2 separate regions of the Homo sapiens genome follow, and region 1 is linked to region 2. Evidence: chromatin loops called from intact Hi-C (ENCODE). Cell type or tissue: heart right ventricle. All regions are shown on one strand. Links, peaks and the distances in the headings refer to the core of each region. The heading gives the core; the rest is flanking DNA.

Region 1 (11,177 bases), core at 1-8,000, 47 kb after region 2:
AGAATGGTCTCGATCTCCTGACCTCGTGATCTGCCCTCCTCGGCCTCCCAAAGTGCTGGGATTACAGGCGTGAGCCACCGTGCCCGGCCCCTATTTTCAACTCAGAGAAATCACAGGATGGGGCAGGATTTGGGTATTCTTTGGCTTTGGATAAATTCTCTTCAAACCACCTTAATCACACCCAGCATCTAACATCTGGGCCAAATAGTAGCACCCCATTTACAATACTCTTTACAGACCAAGTTTCTTTTTGCAGCCTTCTTTCAACCTGAGGGTATAAACCATCTCATGGGCCCTCCCACATATCCTTTTCAGGAGCAGGCCACATCCGATCAGTGTCTGCCTCTGAACACCGGCACTGCAGTCAGCCCTTAGGGATCAATGCTGGGTTCTGGCCCATCCTGGGGAGTCCTAGCTTTAGGACACAGCTTTTTCATTGTGTAGCATGACAAATCTTAAGAAACTAAAAGTTTCATAGGGAATCCAATCAGTAGTTTACTGTTGATGCTGGCACCATGTGCATTTATCACATCAACATTTTCTCTTTCTTTCTTTTTTTTTTTTTGAGTTGGAGTCTTGCTCTGTCACCCAGGCTGGAGTGCAGTAGTACGATCTCGGCTCACTGCAACCTCCGCCTCCTGAGTTCAAACGATTCTCCTGCCTCAGTCTCCTGCATAGCTGGGACTACAGGCACCTGCCACCACACCTGGCTAATTTTTGTATTTTTAGTAGAGACGGGGTTTCACCATGTTGGCCAGGCTGGCCTCAAACTCCTGACCTCAGGTGATCCAGCAGCCTCAGCCTCCCAAAGTGCTGGGATTACAGGTGTGAGCCACTGTGCCTGGCCACCATTTTCTTTTAAAGTTACCATATCTTTATTACCATGTCTGACTTGTAGGATTCCAGAGTCCTAAAGGCATTCATTCTAGAAGGGAGTTCAAGAGTTTTATTCGGTGAATCTCAAACTTTCTTGAGAATTTTATGAAATTTACAGTCCTCCCCAGGAAAATGCACACGCAGAACACACCTGGTGTATAATATAGGAGAGCACAGAACCCCACAAGCCTGTTCCTGGGCCCCAGGAGAGGAGTCCCCTGTTCCAGCCGGCTCTAGGCAGGCATGGGGCTCCACGCAAGCCCACTGTCAATGCACACTGTGTCTTATTTTAACTCTGCAGCATTCGTGACTTGGTGGTGGTGCACTGAGCCCAACAATGTAGGCAGATTTTTTTGCATTTTATTATTTTGGGAACATTTTGGCCTCTTTATTTTTGTCAGCTGCCCTGCAGTAAGCTAACACACTGCCTCGTGGAACTCTAAGAAGTGGTTTGTATCTGCAAAGAGACGGTGAAATCTGTGAACTGTAAGGTGGAAATTTCCCTTGTTGCTGCTCCATCTGTGAGGACCAGGGTCAGGTCAACCTTCCCTGTTCTTATTCTAGCACAAGCTAGCAACCTGCACTAGCCCGCCCTCCTGCACACACCACTTTTTTTGGTGGCACCTGCAATCTTCGACCACCCACCCAACATCTGGTATACAGGTTTTTCTTGGCACTCTGGGCAGAGAGCCAAATAGAACAGCTATTAGAACCTGAGTTTGAAGAACCTGACTTGGAAGCGGGAAGAATGAATCCCTACCTACCTTCCCCCTTTTGCTGACAAGCTGCAGTGCCCTTCGCCTTGGCTACCCATGCCTTTCTTGGAGGTGTAGGTAATGAGCTTTTTCTTTTCTGCTTGGTTGCAGAGCCTCCCCACAAACAGCTTTGTGGGATGCCTGAAGAACTTTCAGCTGGATTCAAAACCCTTGTATACCCCTTCTTCAAGCTTCGGGGTGTCTTCCTGCTTGGGTGGTCCTTTGGAGAAAGGCATTTATTTCTCTGAAGAAGGAGGTCATGTCGTCTTGGGTAAGGAGCAGTTCTATAGAATTTAAGTCTTTGCATCTTAAGAACTGTATCCTGTTTTCTTTCATGGTGATGCTTTAACTTTTGCTTTGTTTCTCTTTTGAAAGCTCACTCTGTATTGTTGGGGCCAGAATTTAAGCTTGTTTTCAGCATCCGCCCAAGAAGTCTCACTGGGATCCTAATACACATCGGAAGTCAGCCCGGGAAGCACTTATGTGTTTACCTGGAGGCAGGAAAGGTGTGTAGCAGTCTGATGCCATGGGGAGGGTCTGTAGAAACCAGCTTCAATGTCTGGAGGCCACAGCGGGTCAGGTTTGTAGTAGAGAATGGGATCCAATCTTGTATTTAAGAGCCTTGACTTCAGTGCTAACTTACCATTTTCCTTTAGCAAGTAATTTTATCATCATGTTTTCTGTTCTTAATTTTTAAAACTGGGAAAACTCAAACAAGTCGGGCTGAATTGCAGGTCCAGCACTTGGTTATATGGTCCTAAGGATGTTACTCAAGCTCTTTCAGACTTATCTGTAAAATGTAGATAATAACTCTTATAACTTAAGGCTTTTGTCAAGATTATAGAAATCGCCATATACTCAATTCTTACAGATTCTTTCTTCATCTCTGCAGCCTCATTTTTCCATCACTCACAGGCCTGAGTCAACATCTTATTTTCCACCACCCAGTTATATCTCTTTCCTTCTCAAAGATGTCTCTTTAAAACCAGATTCTTCTAGGAAGACCCTTAGTTGAGGCCTCGAGTGAAAGATTGATATAATATGCCATTTTCTTTCATCTCCGTCCTTCCACAGTTTACTAAATGTGAGGGGAAAAGAATCCCAGAAGAAAATAAAATGCCCAAAATTCCTAGAATACTTTCTATTGTAGTCTTTAATTAAGTCTGAGTAGGTCTCTGGTAGCCCAGAAAAGCAAGTAACTATCCACTTGCAAGGTGGTTGAGACAATTCTGGTTTTTCAGAGGAGGAGCTGGAGAGAGTCTCTACTGAGAGTCTCTGGGAGGGAATTATTCTCAGGAAAACAAATCAAGACCCGATGACCTTCATAATAGCAGTGACATTGTTTAGCTCAAAAATTGCCTGTGAATAGGCTGTCCCATCTAGCTACATGCAAATTAAATGTAAATTATTTATAAACACACTTATTTTAGTCCTCTCATTTCATTCCCCTTGATTCAACTCTTGGAAGATCCTGGAGGAGACCCTGATTTAGAAAGCAGGAATGTGGGATTCTGCACAAAACAGACTGCGTGCCTGGCTCCCGATGCGTGCCCAGAGCAAACTCAATCATTTTGCTTGTTTAAAGTCTTGCCATGCATGGAACTATTACAGTTGGCTGGCCCTTGCAGCAGGCTGTAGGCCTCCACCAGTAGCTTTGCCTTCCACATCTCACATATCCTTCCATACAGAGCCACTGTCACGCATTAATTGCTAAGGAGGATTCCAATCAGTAACCTTTGAGTTGAGCTGATGGGGGCGGGGTTTGGATTAGAAGGGAACAACTCATTGCCATTGGCAACGACTTCAGGCCAGGGTCCACCCTGGTTTATAGTTGCCTGGAAGGGATGCAGCAGAGAGATCTCTGGAAGCATTGGACCCCATGTGGTCAAATGCTTCAAAAGCGGAGGAGGGCCAATATCTAATGTGCCCTTAAGCTGTCAGTTGGCCCGGTTTGGGGAGGGAAGATGGCAGGGGAAGGTCGGCTCCACCTGCCTTCCTGAAGGAAATAGGAAAATGCATGTGTGTTCCAGGTCACGGCCTCTATGGACAGTGGGGCAGGTGGGACCTCAACGTCGGTCACACCAAAGCAGTCTCTGTGTGATGGACAGTGGCACTCGGTGGCAGGTATGTTGTCCAGTAGCTGATTGTTCATGCACTAAAACAGGCCCCCTTTCCATTTTGACTTGAACATCCCAAAGGCAGCCTCAGCCCCTCCATCCACAGTGCCTGACCAGGGCCAGCCCCCGAGGCTAACGTGTCCATTCACAACCCCAGCCATGCTTCCGTCACTCATGGTTGCCACCTCCAGTTCTCCAGAACTTATCAAATATTTTATTGTTGCTGTTGTTGTTGTTTGTTTGTTTTTGGAGCCCAGCACACTAATAAGCTAGGCTAGTTTTCAAGATAGTATAACGTTGTGATTTAGATTTTGGCTCTGAAGTTAGAACAGAGGTCAAATCTTAGTTCCATCCCTTTCCCTGTGTGACCTTGGACAAGTTGCTTAATTGTTCTTTACCTTCGGTTTCCTCTTCTGTAAAATGGAAATAAAAATAGGGTATGGCTCTTAAGGTTGTGGAAATTAAATGGGACAATGTGTGAAAGGTTATTAGCCCAGTGTCTGATATGTAGTCAGTGTTCAGTAAGTATCTGTTTTTTGTTAAGGCTCATTGTTGTGTTATTTTTTTCAACAACCATTTAATATTAATGCTAACTATTTAGACAACCCGATGAGTAGAGAGCAAGCATTTCCTCTCAAAAAGAATCTGTTATTTTATTAATTATTTGTGGATATTAGAGATCTATGAACCCATATTGGCTAAAATACCTTTTGTAAAAAAGTGGCCTTTTCTTGGCTAATTTAAAAGATAACTACATTGCAATTAGCTGAGATCATTAACATGAGAGGAATTTTGTGTCGAGAGTCAAAAGAGCTGTCTTTGGCATCAGCTTTCAGAAGTCAGTGTCTTCATAGAAAGTAGCTGAGATCACATGAAATCAGCATGGCCTCTGGACACAGGAGACCAGAGCTTAAATCCCAACTCTTGGTAACCAAGCCATCTTGTCAGGCTCCTCAGTGAGACACATTCTCTTATCTGGGAAATGGGGAATGATAATTTCTTCTTCACAGATTCATTTTAAGGGTAAAATTCATTCATGTACGTGGAAGCACTACCTGGTGTTTAGAGGAAGTTAATTGAATTTATATCTAAGCTGACCAAATTTCTGCAAACAGCACTCCCACAGGTCTAGTATGAAGGAGTTAAAACAAAGTCAATGGTGTAGACATTAAGCAGGGCTCACCTCCGATGATAGACCTAACCAGCCTCCTTTCCCCAGTCACCATAAAACAACACATCCTGCACCTGGAACTGGACACAGACAGTAGCTACACAGCTGGACAGATCCCCTTCCCACCTGCCAGCACTCAAGAGCCACTACACCTTGGAGGTGCTCCAGGTAACTCTTGTCCTGACTTCTATAATGTGTTGCCCTGTGTCAGCTCTGAACATTCACTTCTTAATTAGTGGCAGGGCAGCTCTTGGCTGGACAGTGGAGATGGTGAGGCCCTTTGCACTGGCATGTGGGGAAAGGCAGTTGCTGGAAAGGAGCACTTGTCAGGTCAGCCCAGGCCCCATTACTGCTGTTGCCCCTTGCCCCAAGCCTGTAATTTTGTTTTTTTTTTTTGTTTTTTTTTTTGTTTTTTTTTGAGATGGAGTCTCACTCTGTTGCCCAGGCTGGAGAGCAGTGATGTGATCTCAGCTCACCACAACCTCTGCCTCCCAAGTTCAAGCTATTCTCCTGCCTCAGCCTCCCAAGTAGCTGGGACTACAGGCACATGCCACCACGCCTGGATAATTTTTGTGTTTTTAGTAGAGGCAGGGTTTTGCTATGTTGGCCAGGCTGGTCACAAACTCCTGACCTCAGGTGATCCACCCGCCTCAGCCTTTCAAAGTGCTGGGATTACAGGTGTGAGCCACTGCACCTGGCCCCAAGCCTATAATTTATAATCCTTTCTTAAGAGGTTGCATTAACCTAGAAGCCTGATACCAGTAAAGAGTCAGGAAAAGGGTCTGAAAAACTGGTCTCTGTCCTCTTCAGGTATTTAGTTTTACTAGTGAGTTATTAAGCTTTTGGGGACCGGACTGGGAGAATCAGGTAGGCTGAAATGGAGTCAAGTTCAAGACTGGAATGTTGTCTGGGAAGAGCCTTTTCATTCTTCATTGTTTTCTGTCCCTCCAAATACACTGTAATCCGGTTGTTAATTGTATAGGTCTTTCATTACCCATAAAAAGTACCAGTTTAGAGCTATTGATTTGGGCAGTGGATTCTCCTCTGAAGAACTTGAACAGTAGCCTTGTTGCTGATTTATCACAGCAGGTGGAGTGTCAGACGCCTGCCTGAAGTGGAGAGGGCTGAGTGGGCTGAGATGTGAAGTCACTTTAGCTTTCTCCACTAAGACTATCTTTTGCCTGGCATGGTGGCTCACACCTGTAATCCCAGAGCTTTGGGAGGCTGAGGCGGGAGGATCACTTGAGGCCAGGAGTTCAAGACCAGCCTGGGCAACATAGTGAGACCCCATCTCTACAAAAACATTAAAAATTAGCCCAGGGTGGTGGCCCACACCTCTAGTCCTGGCTACTTGGCAGACTGAGGTGTGAGGATTGTGTGAGCCCAGGAATCCCAGGTTTACAGAGAGCTGTGATCACACTACTGTACTTCAGCCTGGGTAACAGAGCAGGACCCTGTCTAAAAAAAAAAAAAAAAAAAAAATACTATCTTTTAAAATCCAGGGAACAGTCCCTGGACAGTATGAATTATTTACTGAATGCCTCTCCACTTTCTCTTTCAGCCAATTTGACGACACTGAGGATCCCTGTGTGGAAATCATTCTTTGGCTGTCTGAGGAATATTCATGTCAATCACATCCCTGTCCCTGTCACTGAAGCCTTGGAAGTCCAGGGGCCTGTCAGTCTGAATGGTTGTCCTGACCAGTAACCCAAGCCTATTTCACAGCAAGGAAATTCACCTTCAAAAGCACTGATTACCCAATGCACCTCCCTCCCCAGCTCGAGATCATTCTTCACTCAGGACACAAACCAGACAGGTTTAATAGCGAATCTAATTTTGAATTCTGACCATGGATACCCATCACTTTGGCATTCAGTGCTACATGTGTATTTTATATAAAAATCCCATTTCTTGAAGATAAAAAAATTGTTATTCAAATTGTTATGCACAGAATGTTTTTGGTAATATTAATTTCCACTAAAAAATTAAATGTCTTTTAAGAAACATTCTTTTCCACTTGTTAAAAAAATTAAATATATTTTAAAGCACTTTAAGAATATGAAACTTTCATATATGTTAAAGGATTATAATTTATGGAATTAAAAAATGCAGTGTAGTCCTTAAATTATGATGTTTTATTAGCATAAAAGAAGTGGCTTGATGGTCATTGTTAATTGGATTAATTCTTCAGCACCAGTTCAATGTGTTACCTACAACATAGTCTTCTACAGATAATCACTGAGCATATACTGATGAGGGTTTTGTGTGTGTTCACTATTGCAACTACAGTGAGGGATAAGAAATAAATTCCTGCCCTTAAGGAATATGCAGTCCAATTGGGGAGACATATAATATTCATAAAATAGTAACTTACAAACAAACTGAACTAATGAACCCATTAATTAATGAAGCCCATTGGTTTCCCAATCCTAGCCTTCCCCAGCCTGCTACCAACCAAGTCTAGATTATGATGATCAATTCCTTGAGGGCACAAACTACCTGGTAGGGAAGCTGAGATGGATGTAACGCACCATCACTGAAGCTTCATATGGCAAGCTAACCAAAGTCAGTGGGATGGAGGACTCACTTCTAGTTTTATCTACAAAATAATGAATGATGTACTGAACCAATATTATTACCCAGCACCACTTTCCCTAACAGAGAAGGCTACACAAGCATTTCCATATCCTCTACATAGTATTTGTTCATCAGAAGAAAAATAACAAATAATTCTAAAAAATTGGATATAGTAATCCTATGTGGTACCCTTATAGCTACACACCCTGCACCTTTGAAACTGAGTCACATCCCCTTCAACCCAATGTTCTCTTCTGACTTCCACACTGCAGTCTTGTGGACATGCTTTCTAACCACATCTATACAGAAATTGAATGTTCTCCTGGAGAGGTAGCGAGGTCCCCATCATAGGAGTATTCAACAGAGGCTGGGTGGTGGTCCTTAGGGATGCCATGTTGGGTTGGAGGTTAAACTACATGACTCTAAGCTATGTGCTTTCTTGAAATATTGATTTTAAAATGAAAAATTCACCAGGTGATGACCAGCCAGGAACTGAGTCTGCAAGAGGATCATCCATTTTAACACCTGCCTTTGGCAGGTCTACACTAAGCCGGTGGTTCTCTCTTCTGGGTCCCCAGTGTTAACCTCACTGAATCTAAGGAGTTATTCACTGGTGCCGATTATTTGTTAGCACTTCCTAGATTCATTAGAAAGGGGTAATGACCAGGTGTGGTGGCTCACACCTGTAATCCCAGCACTTTGGGAGGCCAAGGCAGGAGAATTGCTTGAGGCCAGGAGTTTGAGACCAGCCTGGGCAACATAGCAAGACCCTGTCTCTACAAAACAATAAAAAAAAATTAGCTGGGCTTGGTGGCACATGCCTGTAGTCCCAGATACTCTGGAGGTCGAGGTGGGAGGATCACTTGAGCCCAGGAGGTTGAGGCTGCAGTGAACTAGGATCACCCCACTGTACTCCAGCCTGTGTCTAAAAAAGCAAAAGAAAAACAAAAAGAAAGGGCTAGTTTATTCCTCACTGACTAATACCGATGGTTTTCCCCCATTTCGTAAAAGCTTGAAGAACAGCCACCTATCTGCCCTTGCTGAATACAGTTCCAGCCACCAGAAAGCAGCAGAGAGAGTCACAGATGAAATTACAGCTGAGGAAAAAGAACACCCTCAGTGTGGCTATTTGCAGATTGTAAATATGTGTTTCCTGAAAAGAATGTCTAGAGCTCCTTGACTGAACTTTCATGAGAATTGTTTGTGAACTATCAAATGCTATACAAATATTGTCACTGGTATGCTCTTCCTGGCTCATAGGCACACACAAATTGGGCCGACCTTGTGAGGAGAGTCTCGGGAGGGACAGCAGGATCTCTGGTAGACAACACTGACCAGTTCACGATGGGTCCACCATTGTTCCATCTTCGTTCAGTGGATTGGGGACTGGAAACAGTGCATCTCCCTGGGCAGCAGGCACTTCAGGGGCACCAAGTAACTGTAAAGCAATCGTGGGTCTGCACGGGCCTGCCTTCTTCAGCATCCCTCCAGGTGCTGGCTGACCTCACTCCTTAATACGTACAGTTATTGAGTTTTTGCCGTGCTCATAATATCCCTGTACCAGAGGACAGCAGCCCCGGACAGAACTCACTGACCTTCCCTTCTCCCAGGCAGGATGTGGTCCCACTTCCCCACAGAGAACTTGAACTCAGCTCCTTTCTCTACTCTCCCCAACCCCCAAAACTGCTGCACTGAAAACCCCTCACACCTCAGCGTCTGCCAGCCACTCTAACTCTTCTCTTCCGGTTCCCCAGTTCTCTTTTTACTAATTCCAACTTGGGCAGGTCAGTGGTAGCCCCCGAAAGGTCTTATTCTTCCTTTGGAATGAGGACTTACAGTCAGCATATGGGTAGAAAAAAATTTAAAATAACCTTTTTTTATTGAATATCAGTGGTATGTGTGTTCGTTATGGAAAAATTGGAATATGCAGAGAGGCATTAAAATCACCTAGAATCTCACCACTCCGAAATCTGTTTGTATATAGTTATATGTTCATTAGTCTTTTAATTCACATGTATTTTTTTACAAAAATCATGATGATACCATATATATTGTTTTTATATGGTTTTGCAAAGTCTATTGTGTTTCCTAGGTCTTTAACTGTAGAGCATTTTATTCTATCAGATGAATTTACCGTAATGTATTTAACCACCCTCCAATTATTCAGTAAATGGGGTTTTTTCTCTTTTCTTTTTTTTTCTTTTTGCAATTACAAGCAACACTAAAATGAAGATATCATGGGATATAAATTTATTTATTTTCTTAAGGTAAATTCTTAGAACTAACACTATCAGGTCAAAGGATATAAACATTTTAACGATTGTTATTAGCTATTACCAAATTGTTCCCCCAAAAGTTTATATCTGTATCTGTTTACACTCAGAATCATTTTAAGTTTGCCTTAATCCCTAATGCCACTGAATATGAACCCACCAAAGCTTGCCGATGGTCTTCAAGATGGGCAGCAGACATTTACATTCATGCAAGCCAGCTTGTAGAGGTCCACCCTGATCCAGGCTGATCTGAGCCAAAATCCCATCACCTGGAACAGGTGGTCAGCTGGTGGGTGTTTAGCTCTGAGGGGCGATCCTGCAAAACACCTTAGGAGAGGGGGCAGCCTGATGCTGAGCCCTGCAGAACTGGAGCTGGGCCACGGACGCAGCCAGGTTTTCAGAATGCATCACACTCGAGAACACCAAACCGGTGCCAAGCCTGGGCCGTGCTCCCAGAAAGGGTTGGAATAATGTGCTGAACTCTCTTCGCAGCACTGGGCCTCAGTGATCGGTCCAGCCAGCCGGCTTCACCCTCCTCCACCTTGGAAGTTTGCTTTCATTGTGAGTGAAACTTTCATAAGAATTCTCTCAGGCAGGATTACCAGGATTTCACTTGGGAAAAACTCGAGACCCCATCCCTCCCACCACCCTGCCCAACAGAGAAATCCGAAGCAGAAACTTCTTGTTGTATATAACTACATACAAACTTTTTTTTTTTAAACGTGGATGATATAATAGCAGTGGTAGAAAGGGATGGATTTCTTGTTTTCAGTTTCTTCTTTTGCCAAACAATATAGCTTAATTCTTCAGCATAGAAATTCCAGCACAATGTCTGCGTAGCTGGGAATAGAAAGCAGAGATGAAATCGGGGATATCCTTGTTAATCATCCTCAGGGCAAGGAACGTAATTCTCCCAAAGTAGAGGGACAGGGGCCTGAGATGGTGAATGCTATTGACTGGAAATGTCTTTTCTGCCTCGCTCATAAAGACTTGTATGACCCCAGTATATAAAGTGTAACTTTCCATTTCCAGAAGATTTCTTTCTCCATACATTTTGAATGTGTGGTTTATTTTACTCTACATTGAGCCCTTGATAAAATGAGAATTGGGAGTTTCAGAGGGCAGAGGGCCGGAACTTTCTGCAGCACTTGAGTCTTGCGAATGCACACAGGTCACACAGCAGCACACACTTACTGATTAAATCATCACTTGCTCAAAAGGCTTTTGCATATTAACCACTAACTTTAATCGTTTCACACTCAGGGAGCATGCATTTCTAAACAGTTAGCATGGAGCTGTGTGGCGGAGCTGCAGCTTGGCATGGTGTCCATTCGAAAGGCACATCTCGGAAGGTATTTACTATTCCTGTAGGAAATATGCTTCCTTACACATAAAGGTTATATTCTGG
Region 2 (8,000 bases), core at 1-8,000:
CCATCCCCTCCAAAGTTCAAGGAAAACCATGAAATGAGTAGAAACTCGATTCTCCCTTTGTAGTTTTTATAACCCAGCTTCAGTATGCTCATCTGTCAAATAGAAAACATGAGGTGATGTATTACAGTGCTGAACCGGATAAGGACCTGGCAGAAAACCCACCAGGGGGAGAACAATGGGCTTGCTAACAGTATCCGGGATTCTTTAAATGAATACGAAGCCAAACTCAGTGACCTTCGTGCTCGGCTGCAGGAGGCAGCTGCCCAAGCCAAGCAGGCAAATGGCTTGAACCAAGAAAACGAGAGAGCTTTGGGAGCCATTCAGGTGAGTTCACAGTTTGAAGTTGCACACTTTCGTTAATAAGGATGAGAGAAGCAGGGATCTTTATTATTAATAAAGTGGCATAGCCAGGCACCTGTCTGTACATCTCATTATACCACCTCAGACCCAGATCAGACAGGAACAAAGCGTTAAGTGCAAAACCATAGTTGTTTCTAGTCTTCAGCTACCAGAAAAGATTCTGAACTTAAACCACAGACAAAGCAGTGCAAACTGCTTCACCTGCATCCCCAGCTGAAAGAGTGTTGGAGGAATAATGTTGCCAAATAGATGAGAAATTAATATTGCTATAATTAATTCAAAGTATATATTATGTTTTTGGTAATTTACTTTTTGTGTCAAATATGTATACTTTTTAATGAACATAATTATCATAATCACCAGCAAAGGCATTTTAAGCCATAATCTGCTTTATAGGAAATAAAAGTACAGGCCACCTACAGAAGCTGCAATGACAGAATTTAGAGCTCTGGATTTTGCAGTTCATATATACATATATTTGGCGCCACCACGCCTGGCTAATTTTTGTATTTTTAGTAGAGACGGGGTTTCACCATGTTGGCTAGGCTGGTCTCGAACTCCTGACCTCAGGTGATCCACTCGCCTCAGCCTCCCAAAGTGATGGGATTACAGGCGTGAGCCACCATGCCCGGCCTTATAGTTCATATTTTAAATAGTGAACATTGTATGCTAAAACAATGAGGCCAGGTGCAATGGCTTATGCCTGTAATCCTAACACTTTGAGAGGCCAAGGCAAGAGGATTGCTTGGGCCCAGGAGTTTGAGACCAGCCTCGGCAATGTAGTGAGACCCTGTCTCTACAAAAATTTTTTTAAAAATTAGCTGGTCATAGTGGCATGAGCCTGTAGTCTCAGCTACTCGGGAGGCTGAGGTGGAAGGATCGCTTGAACACACTGGTGGGTTGGGAGCAAGGCTGCAGTGAGCCATTATCGAGCCACTGCACTTCAGCCTAGGCAACAGAATGAGACCTGTCTCAAAAAAAAAATTAAAAACAACAAAAATATGAGCGGTTTTATAGGGTTACAAAACAACAGTAAAATCAAAATTGAATAACACAGGGCAGACCCCAACACAGGAGGAAGTTGGCAAATGAAAATAAATGATGTCTTAGTGGATGACTCCATGCTTAGCTCCCAAAGCCTCTTTGGATAGTACCATGTCTGTGTGAAGTTGCTGATTATGCCAAGGTAAGGGAGCAGACCCAACTTTATAGGCCTCTGAACTCTGGCAGCCTTCCAGCCTGGCATTCTCAGGTTCCGTGTGACCTCTCGGTCAAGTGCCTGCTGTGTTCTCATTGGTACTGGCTGATGGTTAGTGATGGTTTATTTACATAAAATCTTTTGGTCTGTTTCACAAACCAGATTTTGATAATATACCCATCTCATTGGGCAAGTTGACCCCTACTGTAGAAACCTTCTTCAGCAGTGATAGCAATTGTTTCATTGGCATATCATTTAAGGAAACTATGGTGACGTACCTCCACTACAAAAAGAACTGATTTCCTATCACTTTGTAATTGCCTAGACAATGTTCAGGTTCAAGAAAGCATTCTGACTTTGAAATTACGTATATGCTATTGTCCCATAAATTTGTCTATGCCTTCTGATAATATATCATAGAGCTCAAGCAATTTTTTTTTATTTTCTCCAGAGACAAGTGAAAGAAATAAATTCCCTGCAGAGTGATTTCACCAAGTATCTAACCACTGCAGACTCATCTTTGTTGCAAACCAACATTGCGCTGCAGCTGATGGAGAAAAGCCAGAAGGTAGAGGAAATAGTTGTTCTCTAGAAAAATCTAAAAACATTTTAATTATATTGTGAGAAAACAATGAAATGGGCTGACCTACTTTTTTGTTTATTCAAAGTATAGTCTCTTAGATGGAAGAGAATATAATGAAATGTTAACAATAGTTCTCTCTTGCAAAAGAAGTATGAATGACATGTCTTCTTATGTTCATATGTATTACCTAATTTGTCCGCAATGAGCAAATCACTTTTGTGATAGCAACAAAAAAATTATAATGCTATTTTTAAAATATCAAGCATACAAGCATTTATTAACAGAAGATATTTAAGACTTGATCAAAACTGACACAATTTTTTAGCAGTTCAATGGGGATTTTAAAGTGTCTTTTATAATAACTATTTCTTTTTTTTATTATACTTTAAGTTTTAGGGTACATGTGCATAACGTGCAGGTTAGTTACATATGTATACATGTGCCATGTTGGTGTGCTGCACCCAGTAACTCTTTAATAACTATTTCTAAATCATAAAAAAGTTCTTTGGTTTACTACAACTTTATATTGATGATAACATTGTGCTTTTGTAAAGGTTACTAAAGGGTTTCTCACCATAATGAGAATGTTCAAGATAGTGGTAAACCTTGGGGAAATATTACCAGTGCTACTGTCTGAAGTGACCAAGGATTAACTGGTATGGTAAATAGGCTTAGAAAATATAACATCTCATTGTTGCCCCAGAAACACATCAGTTATGATAGAGTTTGAGAAATCAGCACCTACATTCTTTCCTTGAATTTATACTGTCTTTGTTTATTTGGAAAAAATAGGAATATGAAAAATTAGCTGCCAGTTTAAATGAAGCAAGACAAGAACTAAGTGACAAAGTAAGAGAACTTTCCAGATCTGCTGGCAAAACATCCCTTGTGGAGGAGGCAGAAAAGCACGCGCGGTCCTTACAAGAGCTGGCAAAGCAGCTGGAAGAGTGAGTGCATGGCCCAGGAGACCAGAAGGGCACGTGGGCTGAGCTCAGCAGCTTGTCCTGAGACAAGCAAGGCCCTCCCCTGGGTTGGCTGGGTCTCCAGAACTGGGTGGAGGGCGGAGGGTGGGGTCAAGGCCAATGCCCCAGGCCCAAGTCAGAAGCAGAGCAGCAATAAGGGCACTAATTCCTGGCCACGTCCTTTGGGCACAGCTACAGAGGCCATCACCTCAGGTATCCACTTACCAAATGAAATGCGAAGAGGCTGGGCTCAAGTTGATGGCACCACTGCAGTCAAACCTGGCAGACAGAGAGAGACTCTGCCATCTCTTTATTTTATTTTGTTTTTTTCCATTTCTTAAAAAAAAAAAAGAAAGAAAAAATAAAAAGAAGAAATGGAAAGGTTTGGGGGGATGTCAGCTGCTGGCAGAGGAAGGCTGTGGGGAGTGGCTAACCTGCCCTGTCTTCCAGGATCAAGAGAAACGCCAGCGGGGATGAGCTGGTGCGCTGTGCTGTGGATGCCGCCACCGCCTACGAGAACATCCTCAATGCCATCAAAGCGGCCGAGGACGCAGCCAACAGGGCTGCCAGTGCATCTGAATCTGCCCTCCAGGTGGGCACCTGTACCAGCAGCTTCTCCACATTCGCTGTGGAGATGGCTGATTTTTATATTTTCTTTCCGTGGGCTCCAAGGAATAGAAACAAAGCATTATTTTAAATCAGAACTTGTTGTATAGAATAGAACTTGCCCTAGATATGGGTAATTTCTGTATTTGACTATTTCATGTCTGTAGCACAGTTTTAAAACTATGTGTAAAACCAGATAGAAATTACACTGATTGTCAATTTTCAACCTGAACAAATATTATATCCTATATCTTACCAGGTATGCTTCTATGCTGTGATCATTAGCCAAAAAGAGATATTTTTGCAAACAACTTGATCAGCATTTTCATCAGGTCATTTGGTCTTACATCTCGGTGTGTCTGTGGAGTCCTGTGGGATCTTATATGCACCATATGATAATTCCTATATCTGAAAATAAAGAACAAAATATTAAATATCAGAGTTCAGGGGGACAGGCCTTCTTGAATGAGTGAAGACTTTTCTGTCCCAAAGCTTGAAAGCCTGAAAACAACTAAGTTCTCTCCTCTGTTATTGTAGAGGTTTTTGTACGAATGACAGTGAGCAGCTAAAACAAGTGTCACATAATTTGTCAGTATGCCACCAGAGATAGGCCCACCTCCCCAAGCCACATAATTCACATAGGTGTTAGGGCTACCTGGAGCCCTAACTCTTTTAGGGAACAATCTAGTTATAACTCCTTCCCCCTTTGAACTTCATCCTTAAAATTAAGGGCTTCAGACTAGGATAGAAATCTTATTCCATATTTCGTAACATATAGCATTTGTTTAAGGCTGTTAAATGCTTTGCTTTCAGACAGTGATAAAGGAAGATCTGCCAAGAAAAGCTAAAACCCTGAGTTCCAACAGTGATAAACTGTTAAATGAAGCCAAGATGACACAAAAGAAGCTAAAGCAAGGTATTAGGGGGAGTGGGCAATGGCAGGGATAGTCAGGAGCTTTAAATGACCTCTGGGACCAGGTGGGGCAGCCCTAGAAGCAAATGTTGTTTTTGAATCTCAGTGTCAATGCAGATGATACCCTTTATTTATTTTATTTTATTACTATTATTATTTTTAATAGAGATGGGGTCTCCGTTGCCCAGGCTGGAGTGCAGTGGCACAATCATAGCTCACTGTAGCTTTGAACTCCTGGGCTTAAGCTATCCTCCCACTTCAGCCTCCCAAGTAGCTGAGATTACAGGCGTGCACCACCATGCCCAGCTAATTTTTGTATTTTTTTTAGAGGCAAGGTCTTGCTATGTTTCCCAGGCTGGGCTCAAATTCCTGTCCTTACGGGATCCTCCTGTCTCAGCTTCCCAAAATGGTGGGATTACAAGCATGAGCCACCATGCCGGGCCCAGATAATACTTTTTAAATTCATGATTTATTTATCAATTTCATGTATCCACCCAATATTCTAAATATTCCCCACCTATCATGTACAAAATTAACTAGAGCCTTATAAATATAAATAAATCTTGAGAGTGATAGGCCTATTTGGGCCTGGCCTTGGTGGGGAGGCTATTTTAATTTAACCCACCTGTGATCATGGCATTGGCAACCCCACATGTCAAGATCATTGGTTTGGGATCATTAGAATAACTGCTTTAAAATTTCTTAAGTCCTAAAATCTTTGCAACTAAAAGTCCCCAAAATCACTGCTACTGTGAAGCATGAGAATTTTTTAAGCATAAATTTTATCTCTGGAAAATTTTCATGTATTTTACTTACTTATTTTTTTAAATAATTAAACTCTCTCAATCTCACCAAATTTCTGTGTTTGAAAAATGCTGTTTCTTGTGTTTCTCCAGGCTCTTGTTGTCATCCATGAGTCCAAGGCCCTCATTCAGCCTCTTAGTCCTTTCAGAGGGATTAAATGATGCCTCTGTAAATTAAATAATTTCTCTCCTTTCTGCTTCCTTCTTTTCCTTCCTTCTTTCTTTCTCTCTTTCCTTCACATGTTAAAAAATTAAAGACATGAAAAATAAAATACCAAAAAAGTACTAACATACAATCATTTGCCTTGCAAATTTCAATAATTTGGATTTCCTGGTATGACATCTATTTCTCTCTACAAAATTTGAGCTTCGAGGTAGGCTCAGTGTGCTAAACAGGGTTAGGATGCTAACTATGTTGCTATGTAAACCAGTCCTGGAATCGTAATTGAAGCCATGAATCATCAAGATGGTCTTAAAGCATTTGCTGGTCATTTTTGATGACCCAAGGATGGCAATATTATCAGCTAGGAATGTCTGCTAGCTCCCTTTCTTTCACAGAATTTTTAAAATGTGTCATTTTGGAAATTAACAGAAACAAACAGTGCCTACTTTGTGTCTGTATTTGCCTGGATGAGGCTCTTTCAACAACACTCTTTTCTTGTCCTCTGATGGAAGAGGATCCTTTCTACATTATTAATTCATTCATTCACTCATGTATTCATTTACTCAACAAACATATACTAATATTACGCCTCAACTAGTGCCAGACACTACATTATGTGGTAGGACATGGTAGTGGATAAGACAGATGCATCTTTTACTAAACAGAGTCTCTTACTCTGAGCAGTTAAGAAGTTTAGCCTTCCCCAAGTTATTCAGCCTCTTTCTTTCTTCCTGTGTATTTCCAAGGCATTACCACAAGGCTCTGATTTGCTGCTGACCTCTGTAACTGGAGGATCCCAGAGCTGTGGGTCTGGGCACATGCAGTGGGCATCTCTGAGGTGACCCCTAAGAAGCAAGTCTACTCAATGCTGTGCAGACACTGGCTACTTCAGGGGCCACAAATACCAATGGAGGATCAAAATGCACAAAGTAATTGCCTCCTGATGCTTTATTTTATTTTAGAAGTCAGTCCAGCTCTCAACAACCTACAGCAAACCCTGAATATTGTGACAGTTCAGAAAGAAGTGATAGACACCAATCTCACAACTCTCCGAGATGGTCTTCATGGGATACAGAGAGGTCAGCATCTTCCTAATCCATTGTACTCGGTTGGCTTCTTTTGTTGAACGTTTTAGATACTTATACCTCCCTATCTGTGTGTGCATTAGGTGATATTGATGCTATGATCAGTAGTGCAAAGAGCATGGTCAGAAAGGCCAACGACATCACAGATGAGGTTCTGGATGGGCTCAACCCCATCCAGACAGATGTGGAAAGAATTAAGGACACCTATGGGAGGACACAGAACGAAGACTTCAAAAAGGCTCTGACTGATGCAGATAACTCGGGTATCAGGCGATCTCTGGCCAGGACATCTTAGCCATTCTCTCCATTGTTATGTGTTTTGGTCCATTTCCATTCTTCCCTGGTAAAGTCTGATCTCAGAAACTAAAACATTAGAAAACAGCTCCACCTGATACAGGATATATTCAAAGCGTATAGATATCCTGCTAGTTGGAAGGACCAGACAGGATTTTTAATTTTTAGAAAATACATTGAAAATGCTATTGGTTTGCTTTTTTACAAAGTGGAGATATATGTTTCTAAATCATGAGGCATTGAATTATGATTGATATTAAGAATCAGAAAACAGGCTGTGTTTTCTGTGCGCTGTGGCTCATGCCTGTAATCCCAGCACTTTGGGAGGCCGAGGTGGGTGGATCACGAGGTCAGGAGATCGAGACCATCCTGGCTAACATGGTGAAATCCTGTCTCTACTAAAAATACAAAAAATTAGCCAGGCGTGGTGATGGGCGCCTGTAGTCCCAGCTACTCGGGAGGCTGAGGCAGGAGAATGGCGTGATCCTGGGAGGTGGAGGTTGCAGTGAGCTGAAATTGCACCACTGCACTCCAGCCTGGACGACAGAGCGAGACTCCATCTCAAACAAAAAAAAAAAAAAAAAAAGGAAAGAAAGAAAGAAAAAGAATCAGAAAACAAAGGTTTTTTTTTTTCTTTCTGTAGTGGTCAAAGTAAAGGATTTGGTACCTAGATTGCAGAATACAATTCACCATGTACAGTAGTTCCTCCTTATCCTCAGGGGATATGTTCCAAGACCCCTACTGGGTGTGTGAACCCACAGATAGTACCAAACCCTATATATACTATGTTTTTTCGATCTGATAACCCAGACAGCTACTAAGTGACTAATGGGTGGGTAGGGTAGACAGCAAGGATATGCTGGAAAAAAGGAAGATTCACATGGGTGGGACCATATGAGATTTCGTCATGCTATTCCAAACAGCACCCAATTCAAAACTTATGAATTGCTTATTTCTGGAATTTTTCTTTTTTAATATTTTTGGACCATGGTTGATAGCAAGTACTTGAAACCTTGGGAAGTGAAACCATGGG

Evidence for each region. Peaks named below come from ENCODE experiments on the same cell type or tissue, not always from the same donor. Only the 100,000 strongest peaks of a DNase experiment are listed, where the experiment ranks them.
Region 1: it touches region 2 in a loop (7-fold over the local background); 2 of 110 quality-filtered maps call a loop at or near these places.

What each region holds. Positions count from the first base shown.
Region 1 is chr18:23,948,023-23,959,199 of GRCh38, forward strand. LAMA3 (laminin subunit alpha 3) reads left to right here. Exons shown (of 75, transcript NM_198129.4): 71 at 1,743-1,902; 72 at 2,007-2,137; 73 at 3,662-3,755; 74 at 4,968-5,087; 75 at 6,481-7,044. The coding sequence ends at 6,626. It overlaps LINC02958 (long intergenic non-protein coding RNA 2958), which reads right to left. Exons shown (of 2, transcript NR_199650.1): 2 at 9,732-10,609. Among named protein-coding and RNA genes, the nearest start is that of LINC02958, 29 kb to the right of the region's middle. RefSeq lists an enhancer at 3,407-4,267. In heart right ventricle, for the core only: no CTCF peak of the experiment used is centred there; no DNase peak of the experiment used is centred there.
Region 2 is chr18:23,901,000-23,908,999 of GRCh38, forward strand. It overlaps LAMA3 (laminin subunit alpha 3), which reads left to right. Exons shown (of 75, transcript NM_198129.4): 48 at 128-324; 49 at 2,010-2,126; 50 at 2,934-3,088; 51 at 3,554-3,695; 52 at 4,523-4,625; 53 at 6,551-6,667; 54 at 6,757-6,936. Among named protein-coding and RNA genes, the nearest start is that of LINC02958, 78 kb to the right of the region's middle. In heart right ventricle, for the core only: no CTCF peak of the experiment used is centred there; a DNase peak (open chromatin) is centred at 3,150.